Linked DNA regions of Homo sapiens: region 2 is linked to region 1. A link is a loop called in an ENCODE intact Hi-C map of the cell type or tissue named here. Cell type or tissue: OCI-LY7. All regions are shown on one strand.

Evidence for each region. A loop is a pair of places that touch in the nucleus more often than their neighbours do. Peaks named below come from ENCODE experiments on the same cell type or tissue, not always from the same donor. Only the 100,000 strongest peaks of a DNase experiment are listed, where the experiment ranks them.
Region 2: it touches region 1 in a loop (7-fold over the local background); 12 of 110 quality-filtered maps call a loop at or near these places.

Annotation. Positions count from the first base shown.
Region 1 is chr6:107,314,382-107,322,381 of GRCh38, reverse strand. The region is part of intron 2 of PDSS2 (decaprenyl diphosphate synthase subunit 2); the gene reads left to right. Among named protein-coding and RNA genes, the nearest start is that of PDSS2, 140 kb to the left of the region's middle. In OCI-LY7, CTCF peaks have their summits at 3,836 and 4,059 (motif pointing left); a DNase peak (open chromatin) is centred at 4,061; H3K4me3 peaks cover 589 bases.
Region 2 is chr6:107,651,777-107,659,776 of GRCh38, reverse strand. SOBP (sine oculis binding protein homolog) reads right to left here. Exons shown (of 7, transcript NM_018013.4): 7 at 1-1,570. Among named protein-coding and RNA genes, the nearest start is that of SOBP, 170 kb to the right of the region's middle. RefSeq lists enhancers at 1,443-1,632, 1,094-1,670, 1,873-1,922, 1,671-2,248. In OCI-LY7, CTCF peaks have their summits at 2,702, 4,109 and 4,311 (motif pointing right); DNase peaks (open chromatin) are centred at 1,426, 1,826, 2,676, 4,316 and 4 weaker places; H3K4me3 peaks cover 4,188 bases; H3K27ac peaks cover 5,339 bases.

The DNA of each region.
Region 1 (8,000 bases):
ATGCCCGGCTATTTTTTTGTATTTTTAGTGGAAACGGGATTTCACTGTTGGTCAGGCTGGGCTCAAACTCCTGGCCTCAAGTGATCCACCTGCCTTGGCCTCCCAAAGTGCTGGGATTACATACATGAGCCACCACACCTGGCCTGGCCTCAAGTTTTTAAGTGGAGTAAAACATCCTTAACTCTTCAATTGCATTCCCTACAGGATTAGATACAAATTCCTTAACACAGCAACAGGCAATTCCTAACAGCCCTAGAGTGGATGTGAGGAAGATAAAAGCATGATTAATGTTTTTCTTTGTCATCAAGAAAAGGGTATGTGCAAGAGTGTAGGTTGATCTAATATGATTGTTTAGGCCCCATCAGGTAGGAAGTGAGGTTGAGGGAGCCCAAAACTAGAGAGAAAGTAGTGATCAAGGGACTGGAGATCATGATGAATCAGTTTGCAGGGGTGGAAGTGGTAATGCAATGAAAGAGCAGAAAAGACAGTAGGTTTTAGATGGAAAGTTGGATATCCAAGTGGAGATTTCAAAAGTGGAACAGTTCTGATTGGTTATGTTCAGTTGTGCCTTAAAGTGGGTTTCACAGAATACAGTGGAGGTGGTTGAATTGAGTATATTGAAAAACTGTAGGGTGGGCAATTCACATGATTGAAGTCAACCAGAACAACAGAACTGAGACTTCAATAAATGTAGAGGCACAGAGAAGAGGAGTGATGGCAGAAGTAGAGCTGGTTTCAAAGGAACAGTGGTTTTCACCAAAATGAGGAAATAAGGGGAGCACTGAGCACTGGTCCCACCTCTCAGCTCCTCAGTTTGTGGCTTGTAGAAGTTAGGCATATCTGCTCATGAACATATAGGATTTGGACACTCCGGGAAAAGCCGTGGTGTATTTAGAGCTAGAACATAGAAGAAAGGTTCTGTGAAATCTTAAAACACTTAACACATTGTTTGTAATGACTGTTTTGTAAATACTGATTTATGTATGTTTTCTTACTAAACAGTACCTTCTAGAAGTCAGGGTTTGTGTCTTAATCATCTTCCAACCTATCACCTCTCCCTCCACTGAGGCCTCTATTACATTTTGTACCTTTGAGGCACTTCTCGTCTATTTTATAGTAATCTGCATATTTATCTTGTCCCTCTGCTAGATTTGTTCCTTTGCTCATTCATTCATTCATTCAACAAACATTTATTGAACACCTGCTGTGTGCAAAGCTAACTATAATAAATATAGAAATATAATTATTACTATAGCTAACACATATAGAGTTTTCTATAAGTCTGCTACTGTTCCATATTCTTTATATATATTAGTGCATTTATTTAACATTTAACATTGGTTAAGAAATTGCTTTTCTTGGTAAACAGGCTTAAAGAAATTTAATAACGTGCTCAAGTTTATAGTGTAAGAAAATCACAGAGTTGAGTTTCAAATCCCATTTGACCATAGAATTCATGCTCTTTCCATTACTGTAGACAACCTATGAAGTAGGGTGCCTTACATATACTTTCTTAGTCATCTTGACATCCTCAGTATAGTGGACAGACATCAGGTTATAAACTTTTTCTTTGACCTCCAAAGCCCCAGCACTATGGTGGGCACTCAAGTGCTCCATGTATTATTGTTGATTTATTGAGACAAAATTTTCTTAGGGGGTTGAATGTGGATTTTGGTGGGGCTCTATATAATTTAAAAATAAAAACGTTTATGTTTGCAGGCCATTATCTCTATTACTGCATGTTTCCTTTCACACATTTATTCTTTATATGTTGTGAAACACAGATATTTATATATTTTCTTTGACACAAGAACCTTTTTTTAAAATAGACTTGTGCCCTAAGCAGATATTCTGTCTAATGGGCTTTCCCTATAGACAAAGAGTAAAGTGTATTTCATTTGTCATTAGTCCTGAAATGTCAGTGCTGCAAATTTTGTTATTTTTGGAAACCATTACATTCATACTCATTAGAGACAACATTTCAAGGAAATACTTGAATGATTATGCACCTACAAGATTTTCTCTTGTCCATGAGTAATTTGTATCCTGTAATAATATGGAGCTTCTATTACTCTATTATAATTACTTACATATTTGTTGCAAATAATGATGTAATGGATTTTTTTGAGGCTGTACGTGAGAACCAACAAACTGCGACGCAAAACAAGTTTCCACCCCTTTTTTCCAAAGCTATAGTTAATCACTTGAACACTATCCAATATAGTAGAAAGCTGGCAGACTTTTCTTTGCAGCAGGCTATGTAAAAATGTTTATAATTTACAGCTTATTATGCCATGCAAACGACTGTGTTCCCAATGAAGGCGAGTGAGAAAATATGGCTGTTAAATTACTTAACTCCTCTTTGTTACTTGTTTTCTGGCAACAGTGGAAGGATACTTTGCACTTAAAATGCATTTCTGTATTTAATTTTATACCATTCAACTCAGAACTTTAAAAAATAGGGATTTGCTTTTTTATCTCTCTCTATAGATAGACCAGACCAATTTAAATTTAACAAAAACAGTAAGCTGAAAAATCAGAATTGTCAGGGAATGAAAATGTAATAATACAAAATTATTAGGGTTTAATTCAATTTAGGGCTTTAACTTTGCAAAACCTTTGTTACTGACACGTCTGCAACGGTTTATAGGCAGCTTGTTATTTTCAAAGGTACTTTATGCAAACTTTGTTTTATATTGTCTGCAGCGCTTTGGCTGAAAGTTGATCTTCCTCAAAAACAATTAGAGGGGTAGGCAAGGTAACTTGGACCTCTCTGTTATCTGTTGAATATATTCATCCATTTTAGGTCTTTCCTTAGCATTTTCTAATTTTATCAATGCCCTTATTAAATTCATAAGGCCCCTAACGTCAGGTACCACGTTGTCTTTTGTGGTTGCCATTCTTTCTGTGCCTGGTATACTACTACAAGTTTATAGTCAATCAGAACACCCCAGATCATGACCTCTATTTGCGTGGGAACGTAGCAAAAGCTGGTTTTTAGGTACTGTACCTTCAATGAAGGAAGTTCTGAGGAAGGCAAGTAAAAACACTACAGCTGGTGTTTAAAAGTTTATATAGTGTGTTTTCCTTCTAATTCTTCAGCTTTAAATGTGGGGAGTAGGGGAAACTTTCTATTTGGTTTACACTCCCTGAAGGTATAAGAGAAGAAACATTTATATTTAAATATTTAAAACATTCAAAAAACATGTTTAATTTTTCCACTTTCCGATTTTAGAATTAATTTAGAAACCAGGGACTCTGTAGTACTTGACCAGTTCTTAGTAATTGCACATTCTTTTTTCCATAGCACAAATAATCAGATACTGAGTGTGTGTGTAGTGTGTGTGTGTGTGTATGTGTGTGTGTGTGTGTGTATATATATATATTTTCTTTTTTAACATAGTCTCACTCTGTCACCCAGGCTGGAGTGCAATGGCACAATCTCGGCTCACTGCAACCTCTGTCTCCTGGGTTCAAGTGATTCTCCTGCCTCAGCCTCCCAAGTAGCTGGGATTACAGGCGCCTGCCACCAGGCCCAGCTAATTTTTTGTGTTTTTAGTAGAGATGGGGTTTCACCATGTTGCCTAGGCTGGTTTTGAACTCCTGAGCTCAGGCAATCCACCCACCTTGGCCTCCCAAAGTGCTGAGAATTACAGGCGTGAGCCACCGTGCCCGGCCGATGAACTGAGTATATTTAAATGGGAATTTTTGTGCACCTGCAACTCATGTTTTTAAGAAATAATGGATTGCTAGCTATCTCAGAGAAAATAAGATTATGTCACTATCAAGGCATTATCATTTTTATTGTCTTCTTCAGGGAACTTTTTGGTATATAAGGAAAATTTTTTCATTTTCTACTTCAGATCTTTTTTTTTTAAGCTAACCATTACAACAGACTTATAGGTCATCTCTGATTGTGTCAAAGTAAAAAATTGAATAAAACAATTTGTTCTGTTTTCATAGTTGCTTCTTTTTTGAGTAAACAGAGACCTGGGATCTTCTGGAGCTCAGCCCTCTGGGTGGGAGGATGGGTGCCTAGCACTGCTCTCCGCTGACCTCTTCTGGTCTCCTGTTAGAGCTGTTGTTGAAGTAGATAGCTACTTCCTCTTAGACTGCCTTGGTGAAAGAAGCGGGGCGGTCAAGGAGAAGTGGAGGGAAATTAGCCAGTATATACTTCATTATGATAACCTCCCCACCTGTTTACCGCTCAGGATTCCTTTTGTTATTCTCCCACCCCTGTTTAAAAAAGCGTCTTTACCAGGCACTTTATATATAAAATCATCATTATATGATTTTCCATTTTATTAGATACACTTGTAACTGCCAATCTGAGCTTCTGATGACCACAAGATAACCACTGTCGCATCTTATTAATGAGTACAAAATTAAAGAAAATTAAAAATTTTGTTAACAGATGTTACTTTATCTGGGGGGAGGGGGAATACATTGCTTTCCTTCGACATTTTGGAAAGGGAAAATTACTCACCTCTGTGAAGAACTTGTTACCTACTGTAAATAACCCTTAAAGATCTGCGTACCCCAAACTGGGGACCACTAATCTAACAGTACCATCAAGCAGTAAAGTGCTCACATTATTTTTTGCTGTAGAAATGGTGACCATTACTAATTTGGTGCCATTTTCAAACGGTAAAAGGTGATCTGCATGTTATTGTTATAAATTATGAATATTATATTGGGAGCTTTTATTTTTATCCATAGAATAAGGAGTTGGAGATGTAACCCAAAGCCCTGATGGTGTCCAGTGACAGAATTCCACTTTGTTCCTAAAACTGGGAGGTCAGGCACGGTTGTAATCTATATGCTGTCTTTGCAGAACACATGGTCATCAAACCTAAAATTCAGACAGCTTTACATTTTGAGATAAAATAGGCTCATCACATACAGAAGAAGCCTTTATTTCTGGGAGCTACATTAAAGTCTGTAGTTCATACTATTCCCTCATCACTCTGGGGCTCTCCCTGGCCCCCTCCCATTTTGTGCCCTCTCAGTTTATCACACTTCATCTCTTGTCACACCTTTGTCTCATGTTTCCTCCACATCTGGTTGTGCTTTTTTTCTGTTATTACTGAACATCATCTAATAATACCTAAACCATTTAAACCCTCTGGAATAGGGCAGAGGTGAGAGCAAATGAATAAACTGAAGATCTTAGAGCAGTGGAAAGAAAGAGACGCACTGACAAAATGGCTGCTCTGACACTGCTGCGAGGTGCCGTGGAGGAGAGGTTGGCCATACTCCTCTGTCTCCACTCTCAGCAGGCTCGTTCTTGGTTTGTTCCTTGAGATTCATAATTACATGTAGTATTGAAATGAACGTAGAGCAGTAGTGACCAGCATGGGGCCTAGTTGCTTTTACTTTTTCTGCAGTTCAACAATATAACTTGTTTTTGTATTATGATTGACATCTTATGATTATCTGTACCTTTTGTGACGTCTGGTTACCAGAAGCTTTTTCTGGTAGAAGAAAAGCAAAATTCAAAGCCAGGAATAATACTGCAACCATTTATACAAAGTTTTATGTGCACAATATGTGCAAAGCTATAGATGTAGTATATGTTTTGTTTTTTAAAAAAGCTTTGGAGTCTATACATTTTTTGTTCATTAAATGAAAAATGTTGGTAGGTTAAATACTGCTGAATTAAAACACTGTTGAGGAAGGGAGAACGGCAGTCACTTAAAAAGCTAAATCAGAGTAGATATATAGGGCCTGTTTAAAAAGGCCCAATATTCACGAAAAAAAGAAATCTGTTATACTAAAAGAGGAAAATGAGTATTACTATCATGCTGTCATGATGCTACTCTAAATGCCTCAAAACCACCTAACAATCCATTCAGGAATCTGCCATATTGTAGACCATAGCCATATATAATAGCTGTACTAGAATATAATGGCATTTACATTTAAAAAAAAAAGCAACCTTTTGTAAGTATCTGATTACACCTGAGCTATACTGGATACCATAGCAAAAGAATTAAACCAATCCGTCCTCTGCTGTCTAAAAGTTTATTATATTTTACAGATGTTTTGAGAGTAGACACACATACTAGACATATAAGATACCAGAAAAATTAAAGTGATGTATATATAGCTCATCCTTTTGTCAGTTTAAGGGGAAAGATACAAGGATGCTTACCTCATTCATGTGGGGGTAAAGATTAAGAAGAATAACCAACAGAAATTCAAAATTTGGTCATGACAAGTTATTAAATCAGACTTACAGTTAACATTAAATGGATAATACATTCATCCACTCTGAAATTTGACCATATGTGGACCTGACAAAGGAATTTTTTCTATAACATACTTTTTATTTTTTTAACATGATCCAAACTGTTCTAGAACTTTCTTGCTGACTTTATTTCATTAAGTCCATCAATCCAACTTCAAGATGTTTTCTTCTAATTAGGAAGAGCATTTTTAAAGGATTTCTAAAACTGTATATTGTGATAATCTGAGGTAAATGATCCCGCCCCAGCCTCCTCTCACTTGTTCGCCCACCTTCCCAGTGTATTTCTCCCCTACAGTTCTCACTGGGTAGAATTCTCACTTTAGCTGTTACTTCCCTGGGTAATCCTTACCTTACTTCATCAAGATTTCAATTAGGTCCTCTTCATCTGGGCTCCCTTGGCAAGCTGTATTTTCTTCTGGGACAGCAATTATTGCCCAAGATTCAAATCATTTGGTTTCCTGTCCAAATGCTTCACTGACCTGGCCATGAGCTTCTCAAGTACAGAGATATGCTTTCTTTCTTTCTTTCTTTTTTCTTTTTAATGAATTCTCAGACTCTTATCACAGGGTCTGACATGACAGCACTCAATAAGTGTTCATTAAATGAAAGGAAAGGATCCTTGAATAATCACTACAACTGAGGTCTGTTAATAAAATGTGGGGAAAGTACATTCAGAATATTATCCTTCTAACTGTAATGAATTTTGATATTTTATTAACAGTCCAATCAGGACTTTAGAAATCTCTTCAAAAGATCTCTTTGCTACAAATGTTTATCCTGCCAGTAATTCAGATGCTGTTAACCAGTTATCTGCTGATTTGGCAAAATCCATTAAGTATCTATTATTTTGCAATATTTATTTAAATCTTTGTAACTTATTCCAAGATCTGCCTTCTTGATCACATCTTTCTGGTTATAATAGTTATATCTGCAAATTCTATTTTATTAAATATTGATAAATGTGGGTTTGCTATAAAAATTTAAAAATGGGTTATCCTTTTAAGAAAATAAGTATTTAGAGTAATTGGTAAATTTATTTAAAAATTATATATAATGACAGTATTAAAATGTTTAAAAATAAGTTAATGTAAACAAGACATTTTAAAGTACAGGTTGGTACTTCATTAACTTTAATTTTGTGACTTTTGTCAGTTGATGTCACAACCTTAGTGTTATTTTAAAAATAGTTTTTATAGGGCTACTTAATTAAGTAACATGGTATTTGCTTATTTCAAACAGTCTGCCTTTGTTCCTGTCCAAGCCATGCTGGCAGGGCATTGCTTTTCTTTTCCCTTTTGTTAATATGCTGTGTTAGATAATGGTTCTGTAAATAATAGATTCCAAGGACCTTTGATCCACCGTTACTGTAAAATAAAATGCAACTTAATTTTTTCAGGGCATAATGGTTTTAACCTTGCGTACTAATTTGACTGTGCTTGTGGGGGCAGATCCTTAAATGAGACGCAAATGAAGGAAAAATTGCTAATGCTGCCACTGTATATCTAATGAGCACTGTGTAATAAACCATAACCTCTTTGACATTTCTCTGGAAAGCAGCATGATTATTTTGGATAGCTAGCCCTTTGTGGATGGCTCATTACCGTCTGGCATAATATGTATTGATAGAGACTGTAATTGTCAACTCCTATTTGACATGCTGCCTCTAATAAATATGGCTTGCATCGCTGGAGCCCACTGATGGTTATATGGGAAACTGTAATTAAAGAAAAAAATATATTTTTAGGTTAAA
Region 2 (8,000 bases), 340 kb before region 1:
GTGACTCTGTACAAAGGAGAATCTAGAAATACAGTATGTACACCGCATCCTTGGGCCGTGGTGCTTCAAGGCTGGCGCCACACCGTCCTGGCCCTGCCCACCCGCAACTCGCCACCCCTCCTGCTGAGGCTCCGCGGCCTTGTGGGGCGGGGGCACCTGGACCCCTCCAGAGGGAACAATTGCTTTATTTGAGTTAGTAAACAGATACACTGAATCACAAGGTGATTTGATTTTTTTTTTTTTTAGTTTTCTTCCTTTTTTGATTTTTTTCTTAATTTTTTCTCTTCTTTTCTTTTTCTTTTTTTTTCTGTACTCATCAGAATGGGATACTCCACAACTGTCTCACCAACTCAGTGCCAGTACACATGCTCTAGAGGACTTCTGGACTCGCAGCTACAACTGTACAAGTGCACACAAGTGAATCTACCCTGTTATCCTCCACCCACTGATTGAGGATCGAATTGCACATTTCTCTTAACCATGACAGGAGAAAGCAAACAGTGAAACAGAATCATGGGTGATCTTTCTCACTTTCCCTCTTGTTTTCATTGGTTTGTCCATACCATTCTAATTATCATGAAAGGGCTCTGCATATAGAGAGATTGTCTCACTGACTTCCTGGATCACCGAAAACCATCAGGGTTGAAATTTCATCTGAGTCTTTCCTGACGCCCAGCAAATATTCCCCCTCGGATTATTTTACACCTTGAGGGCATTTTGGTCTTCAGTTCAACACTCTTGCTCTGTTCCCAAATGGGGCGCTATTTAGGGGAATTTAAAGAGAAAGCTGAGAAGAATAAACATTTACCGAGTTCTCTTGGCATTCAGTCTCTGAAAAACCACAGTATAAACTATTCATGCTGCTTCTTACATCTGTCAAATCGAAAATTAAAAGCCATAAAAGTGTAACACTGAAAATATGGCATCAAAAAGGATAAAGGTGGCCTTTGTAAAAATAACAAGAAAAGTATATTAGCCAATAAAATATTCTAACTCTTCATTTAAAAGTGCATCCCGGGCAGGACAGAGATGACTCTGAAGCATTGGGCCTCCAGGACCACCCCTCTCCGCCATCAAAACGTGAACAATATAGGTCCAAAACCGTACAATGCAAATCACAATTCTTAGTGTAGCAGCAAAACCACAGCAGTTTTTAAAAAGATTAAAAAAAGATTTTTTGTGTTCCAATCCATATCATCTTCCAGCCTCAGTCGCTGAGCCTTGAAGATGGGGCGGGGAGAATACCTACATTGGTCCTTGTGGCTTGTCGGTATTTCGTTTTTTTTAAAAGCCAGGGGTGAAATCCCTAAGTTCCTCTGGGGAGAAGCAGAGATGGTGGCAGCAGGAAGGCTGGGCCTGCTTGGTGGGTCCAAGATGCGCGGGCTTCTCTGGGCTAGAGGCCATCGAGGGAGGGCTGCTTCCTCTGAGATGCTTAATGACAGGAAGCGGCTTTATTTGCTTGAGTTTTAGCCAGAGGGGGTGGTGAGCTGACCAGCTGGTGTCATTGGATGGCGTGACATGGTTTGCTCTGCGCCCTCTCTCCATGAGCGTACCCTGTGAGTGAACGTTCCTGGAAAAAGAGCAGAAGGGGCTGTCAGAATCCACTGGACCGATCCCCCTCCCTCCGCCCAGCTGGGGAGAACCCAGGCATGAGTCAGACAGCAGCACACTCTCCAGCCGCCAGGGCAGACCTAGGATGAGCCCCAGAACCGCTGCAGCACAGCGTGATTTCAACAGGAGTTTCATTCACGGTCTGCTCAGGTCAGCCCTGCCAGCTTTGTGTGAGGAAATGAAACTCAAGTCGCTTTTTGGAATACCATAATGAGTAGGGTACACCACGCCCTCACCCAAAGACCACAGCATCCTTTGCAACCCAGCAACCCTCCCCCTCCACATGACTGCATGCTTAACCAGCAGGAGGCTTTTTTTTTTTTTTGAGACAGGGTCTCGCTCTGTTGCCCAAGCTGGAGTGCAGTGGTGCAACTGGCTCACTGCAATCTCTGCCTCCCAGTTTCAAGTGATTCTCCTGCCTCAGCCTCCCAAAGTGCTGGGATTACAGGCATGAACCACCGCATCCAGCCCCAGCAGGAGGTCTTTTGAGTCACCCAAGGTCACTCCAAAGCCAGGCAAGGTCACGGAGGACCCTGGAGCTCCTGACCTCACTCCTGTAACCCCATGTCTCAGCTCTGGTATTTGCTGAAAAGAGGGCCAATAGATTCACTTTTTGGCAAGTGGAAAATTACCATGGACACATATACCTATCTTCAGAAGTTTCCCACAAAGGCAACTAAGCTGGAAGAAATGCTTGCTTTTCTCCGTGTGTGGGTCTTGCCTGTAAAAGGTGAGCCATTCACATCTCTTCACATCCAAAACAAACAGTAGCACTGGACTGGAAGAAAATAAATCAACCAAGAGCCTTGGGGTCCCAGGGCAGAGGCTCTGAACAGGATTTTCCACCAGGAAAGTCAGTTTCTGGGGAATGCTCATCCCAACATTCACCGAGATATGAGGCTCTGCCTCTTGATACCTGCAGCCTTCTTTCATTTGCCGCCAGTCACTTGGTTTGAAATAGAGCTTCCTGAGGCCACTCAGTCAGTTCTGGGAGCAGCCACTTAGAAGTCTGCCAACTGCATGGTAAAGCCCCAGAGGTCAGGGGCTTGTCTGTTTTGCTCGTGTCTCTACACCCAACTCGTAGCTCAGAGTCTGGCCCGCTGTGGGCGCTCGACACACTTTGATCACATGAGTGGGTCAGGCGCCTCTCTTCTGCCATGCCCCAAAACAGCACCTTTTCTTCCTGCCAATAAATGAGGCTGTCAGAAATGTGAATGGGTAAAATTTGGCTAAGGTGAGGTGGTGACAGAGGACTTGTAAACATCTTTACAACTGTTGAGATTATTCTTAGAACAATGAACAAATAACTTCAGAGAGGTGATAGAATGTAGGACTTGAAGGGACCCCAGAGATAATACAGTACCATTTCCTCATTTTATAGTGAAGAAATGGAGCCACAAAGAGACCTGGAAGCTTGCTTGGAGTGTTTATAACATGAATTTAGCAAGAGCAAGAGGAGGTCAAATGCCCATTGGGAGGACTAAGTGGAAGCTTGTGCTTTGAACCCTGCTATCTAAATCCTGGTGTTAATGGCAACAATAATCAGCAGCAGCCAAAAACAAGGTTTGAAAGTTTCACTGTGCACGACAGGAAATGCCTGAGTTCCCCCAATCACATTAAATCACCAGATCTGTGTGTACTTAATATGTATATTAAATAACCAAAGTGAAAATGCAAAACACCACAAATATGTAATGGGGGTGGAATTACAAGGCCATGGAAACCTTTTCATTTGGCATGGTCAGATTTGGAAATGTGGATATTTATTTCTGAATAAAGAGCTCACATTTGACTTACTTTCTTTCTTTCTTTCTTTCTTTCTCTTTCTTTCTTTCTTTCTTTCTTTCTTTCTTTCTTTCTTTCTTTCTTTCTTTCTTTTCTTTCTTTCTCAAGAATAAGTGACAATGGAGAGAGGGGATACAAAAATAAAAGCACCAAGAGCCACTATCAAATGTGAGGCCACAAAAATTGAGGAGCTGCAGAGATGACAAGTGGATCCAAAGACACCGGGGTCACTTCTTCTGGGAACAATTCTTTTGCATTTAGCAAGCACAGCCTGGAAGTTGCTATGGAGGGAGGGAAGCCATCCCCACCTCTGGGCCTGGAACCAAGAGTGACTGAATCTTGTAGTTAGAGGGGGCCTCCTTCTTTCTTTAAAAGGGAGGAGGGAGAATGTTTAACATTTTCCTCCAGTAAACTGGGAAACACCGCCATTTTGAATTGCTTACTTAGGGATGCTGCAACTGCTTTTTTAATAATGTAGCTTTTTTCTTTAATGCAATCACTATTTAAAAAAATGAATGTTTCTCCAGTAAGTTTCTTTATATTCAAATCACCTTTGGACAAAGACCAAACACGGACAGCATCAGCCTACTTAAAGAAAATTTCCAGGCTTTCACAAGAGACTCGGTAAAACGGGATTATAATAAGAGCCATTCTGGAACCTTAACTACAGCATTTGCCATCCCAAACACTATAATAATCATTATTATTCTCTGGTATCTATTATTGTCTGGTAAATAATATGTGTTTTCCCCCAAAGTTCTGAAGGGTGCAGCTGCACCACACTCTATTTTTCGCAGCCCTAGTCCTGCTGCTCTGAAAAGCTTGCTCACACGAAGCTTATTTTAAGAGAATGGTAAAGTAGACAATTTGTGCTGTTTCCTTCCCTCTCACCACATACTTGCTGTGTCTGGGACACCCACAAAGGCCAGATGGTGGCAGTACAAGTCCCTCTCTGCTGATAACATTTGAGGAGGGGGCGGTATTGAAGGCATCCTCATTTGTCCTTCTGGCTCTGGCTGGTTCAGGGCAGCCCCCTTGTTGGTGACACAGGAAAAGACTCTGGAATCGATGAAAATGAAGAACCAAGCTTGGGCTTCACTTTTCTGATATTTATTGGTATGGAAGGTATGAAATCCAACAGAGTGGGGAGGAAATAAGTTTGGATTTTTAGAAAGTGATCATGGCAGGAAGTTCCAGAGTCTGGAGCTGGTTCTGTTTTGTCCTTGCCAAGCAGAAGAATCTTACGAAAAAACTGTCCTCCATGTCTAAATGTCTTCATCTGTGCAAAGGGGAAATTACTACAATAAGCGAAACAGAGACCCGAGTTACAGTACAAATGCCTCTGACTGGCTATGTGACCTTGGACCTGTTTCTCAGCCACCCTCCCCCAGAGCCTCGATTCTTCTACTATGTTCCTCAGTCACCCTCCCTCAGAGCCTTGATTCCTCTTCCATGTTCCTCACCCACCCTCCCTCAGAGCCTCAATTCCTCTTCCATGTTCCTCAGTCACCCTCCCCCAGAGCCTTGATTCTTCTACTGTTCCTCAGCCACCCTCCCCTCAGAGCCCTGATTCCTCCTCCATGTTCCTCAGCCACCCTCCCTCAGAGCCCTGATTCCTCCTCCATGTTCCTCAGCCACCCTCCCCCAGAGCCTCGATTCTTCCACTGTGTTCCTCAGCCACCATCCCTCAGAGCCTCGATTCTTCCTCTGTGCAGTGGGGGCCTGGGTGAGCTTCAGTATTAAGTCTTCCATTTCTCACATGCTCAGATTGTGGAATCTTTCCACAAAATCCAGTATCAAATATGTAGAATTATAAACTTGAACAACTGAATATTAATCTGTTACCAGTATACAAGGAAGCCCATGAACTTCTGGACCCTGAACTCCAAAATTTCAGAAAGTCTCCTTCTCTCAGTACACACAAACATACACACACATCTATGGCAGAGGTTTGTGGAATACCCCTTAAAGCAGGGGATTCTGGGGAAGTGGCCACAATTGTACCTCACACTTGGGTTTTCCTCTGATTTGGGCATTTGTCTGAAGGCAGGATAACCCACCCCTGCTACATGAAGCATCAGACACACACAATTACATACAAATAAAAGCCCATTTCTTATGCTATATATGTATCATACATGTACTATGTATGTACCATACACACACGCTGGCACCACAAGGCATGGTCTCCATCGGGCATGTATGACCAGCTATCTTCAGAATTCCAGGCCTGCCTGCCCCTTTTGGCCAGAGGAATGAAATATTTCTCTTCATGGAATCGTAACTGCACACCAAATGCATTGAGAGACTCTCTGTTCACCTGGTGAGTCACTTTTCTGTTTTATCAGGGAAGCATGGCCAAGAATGTGATCTAGATACTCATCCACCTTTATAACACAAAATTTTCCAGAGAATTATAGATAGCAAAACTGTGTCTAAATACATTCTCTCAATGTTGATACTGTCAAAATATGGCCACTCTCACCTTTACTTCTTTGACCTTTATGGCCTAAGACTTTCACTGTTAGCATTCCATAAAACTTCCAGGCAACCACTCCCAAAAGTAAATGTGTGTTCAGAGAAAAATGTCTGTCTTATTCTACATCCCAACATTTCCAAACTAGCTCTTCTGTGGTGGCAGATTCCACTTCTACCAGGAAGCCTGCCTCTATTAATCTAACCCATTTTCTAAACTTGTATTATTTCCTTCCTCAAATACTTTTGTAATTAGCATAATCAAAATCCAGTAGGTCTGTCCTGTCTTCCTCATTTAGAAGGCAAGCTCCCCATGTCTGTCATATTTATCCCCAGGAGTCTAAAACCCTGTGGCATCAATTCTATGATGTGCAAGAAATGCCTGCTGCCAGCCAGCTTGCCTTTGTCCAATTACCCAGGCCCTACCAGAGATCCACTCACTCGGGCACGTCTGCCCATCACTTATCACAGTTAAATACAGCCATTACGTGCTGGCTGCGGCAACGCTGTTTATCTGGGACAATAACGAGTCCCTGAGGACTGGATTGCTCTCAGGTAGCCGCAGCTATTCTGGGACACTCACAAGGGTAGAGCCCTGCGGTCAATGAACAGAGCCGCCTGCACTAGCTGATAAACTCTGAGTGTGATGCCAGATAGTGGTCCCCACACCAAACCCATCCCAGGAAGGAAGGTTTTTACCAAAACACGATTCCTTCTCTCCTCCATCAACCATTGCTTCATGAAGAGTTTTTAAATGGCTTTTGCAGGATAGAAATTGTTCTCATTTTTGAAGAGGATGACATCTCTTTTCTTATAGCTCATTAACTGATGAAGATACGTGGGAGATACTGGAGGTTTGGTTCTAGACCACTGCAATAAAGTGAGCATTGCAATAAAGCAAGTCACATGCATTTTTTTGGAGGGTTTCCCAGTGCATATAAAAGTTATGTTTATACTATACTGTAGTCTATTAAATGTGCAGTAGCATTATGTCTAAAAAACAATTTACATTTCTTAATTTAAAATACTTTATTTGTAAAAAAAAAAAAATGCTAACAATCATCTGAGCCTTCAGCAAACCATAACCTTTTTGCTGGTGGAGAGTCTTGCCTTGATACTGACGGCTGCTGACTAATCAGGGTGGTGGTTGCCAAAGGCTGGGGTGGCTGTGGCAATTTCTTAAAATAAGACAACAATAAAGTTTGCCACATTGGTTGATTCTTCCTTTCACAAAGGATTTCTCTGTGTCATGCCATGCTATTTGATAACATTTTACCCACAATAGAACACTTTCAAAACTGAGTCAATCCCTGCTGCTGTTTTATCAACTAAGTTTATGGAATAGTCTAAATCCTTTGTTGTAATTTCATCATTGTTCACAGCATCTTTACCAGGAGCAGATTCTATCTCTAGAAACCAATTTCTTTGTTCATTCTTAAGAAGCAACTCCTCATCTGTTCAAGTTTGATCGTGAGATTGCAGCAATTCAGCCACATATTTAGGTTCCCCTTGTAATTCTCTTGCTATTTCTATCATATCTGCAGCTACTTCCTCCACTGAACTCTTGAACCCTTCAAAGTCATCCACGAGTGTTGGAATAAACTCCTTCCAAACTCCTGTTAATGTTGATATTTTGACCTCCTCCTATGAATCACAAATGTTCTTAATGGCATCTAGAATAGTGAATCCTTTCCAGAAGATTTTCAATGTACTTTGCCCAAATCTGTTAGAGGCATCACTATCAATGGCAGCTAGAGCCTTATGAAGTGTATCTCTTAAATGATAAGACTTGGAAGTCAAAATTCCTCCTTGATCCATGGGCTGCAGAATGAATGTTGTGTTAGCAGGCATGAAAACAATTAATTTCTTTGTACCGCTCCATCAGAGCTCTTGGATGACCAAATGCATTGTCAATAAGCAGTAATGTTTTAAAAGAATTATTTTTTCCTGAGCAGTGGGTCTCAACAGTGGGTTTAAAATATTCAGTAAACCATGGTATCAAGAGATGTGCTGTCACCCAAGCTTCGTTGTTCCACTGACAGAGCTCAAGCAGAGTAGATTTAGCATAATTCTTAAAGGCCCTAGGATTTTCAGAACAGTAAGTGAACACTGGCTTCCACTTAAGGTCA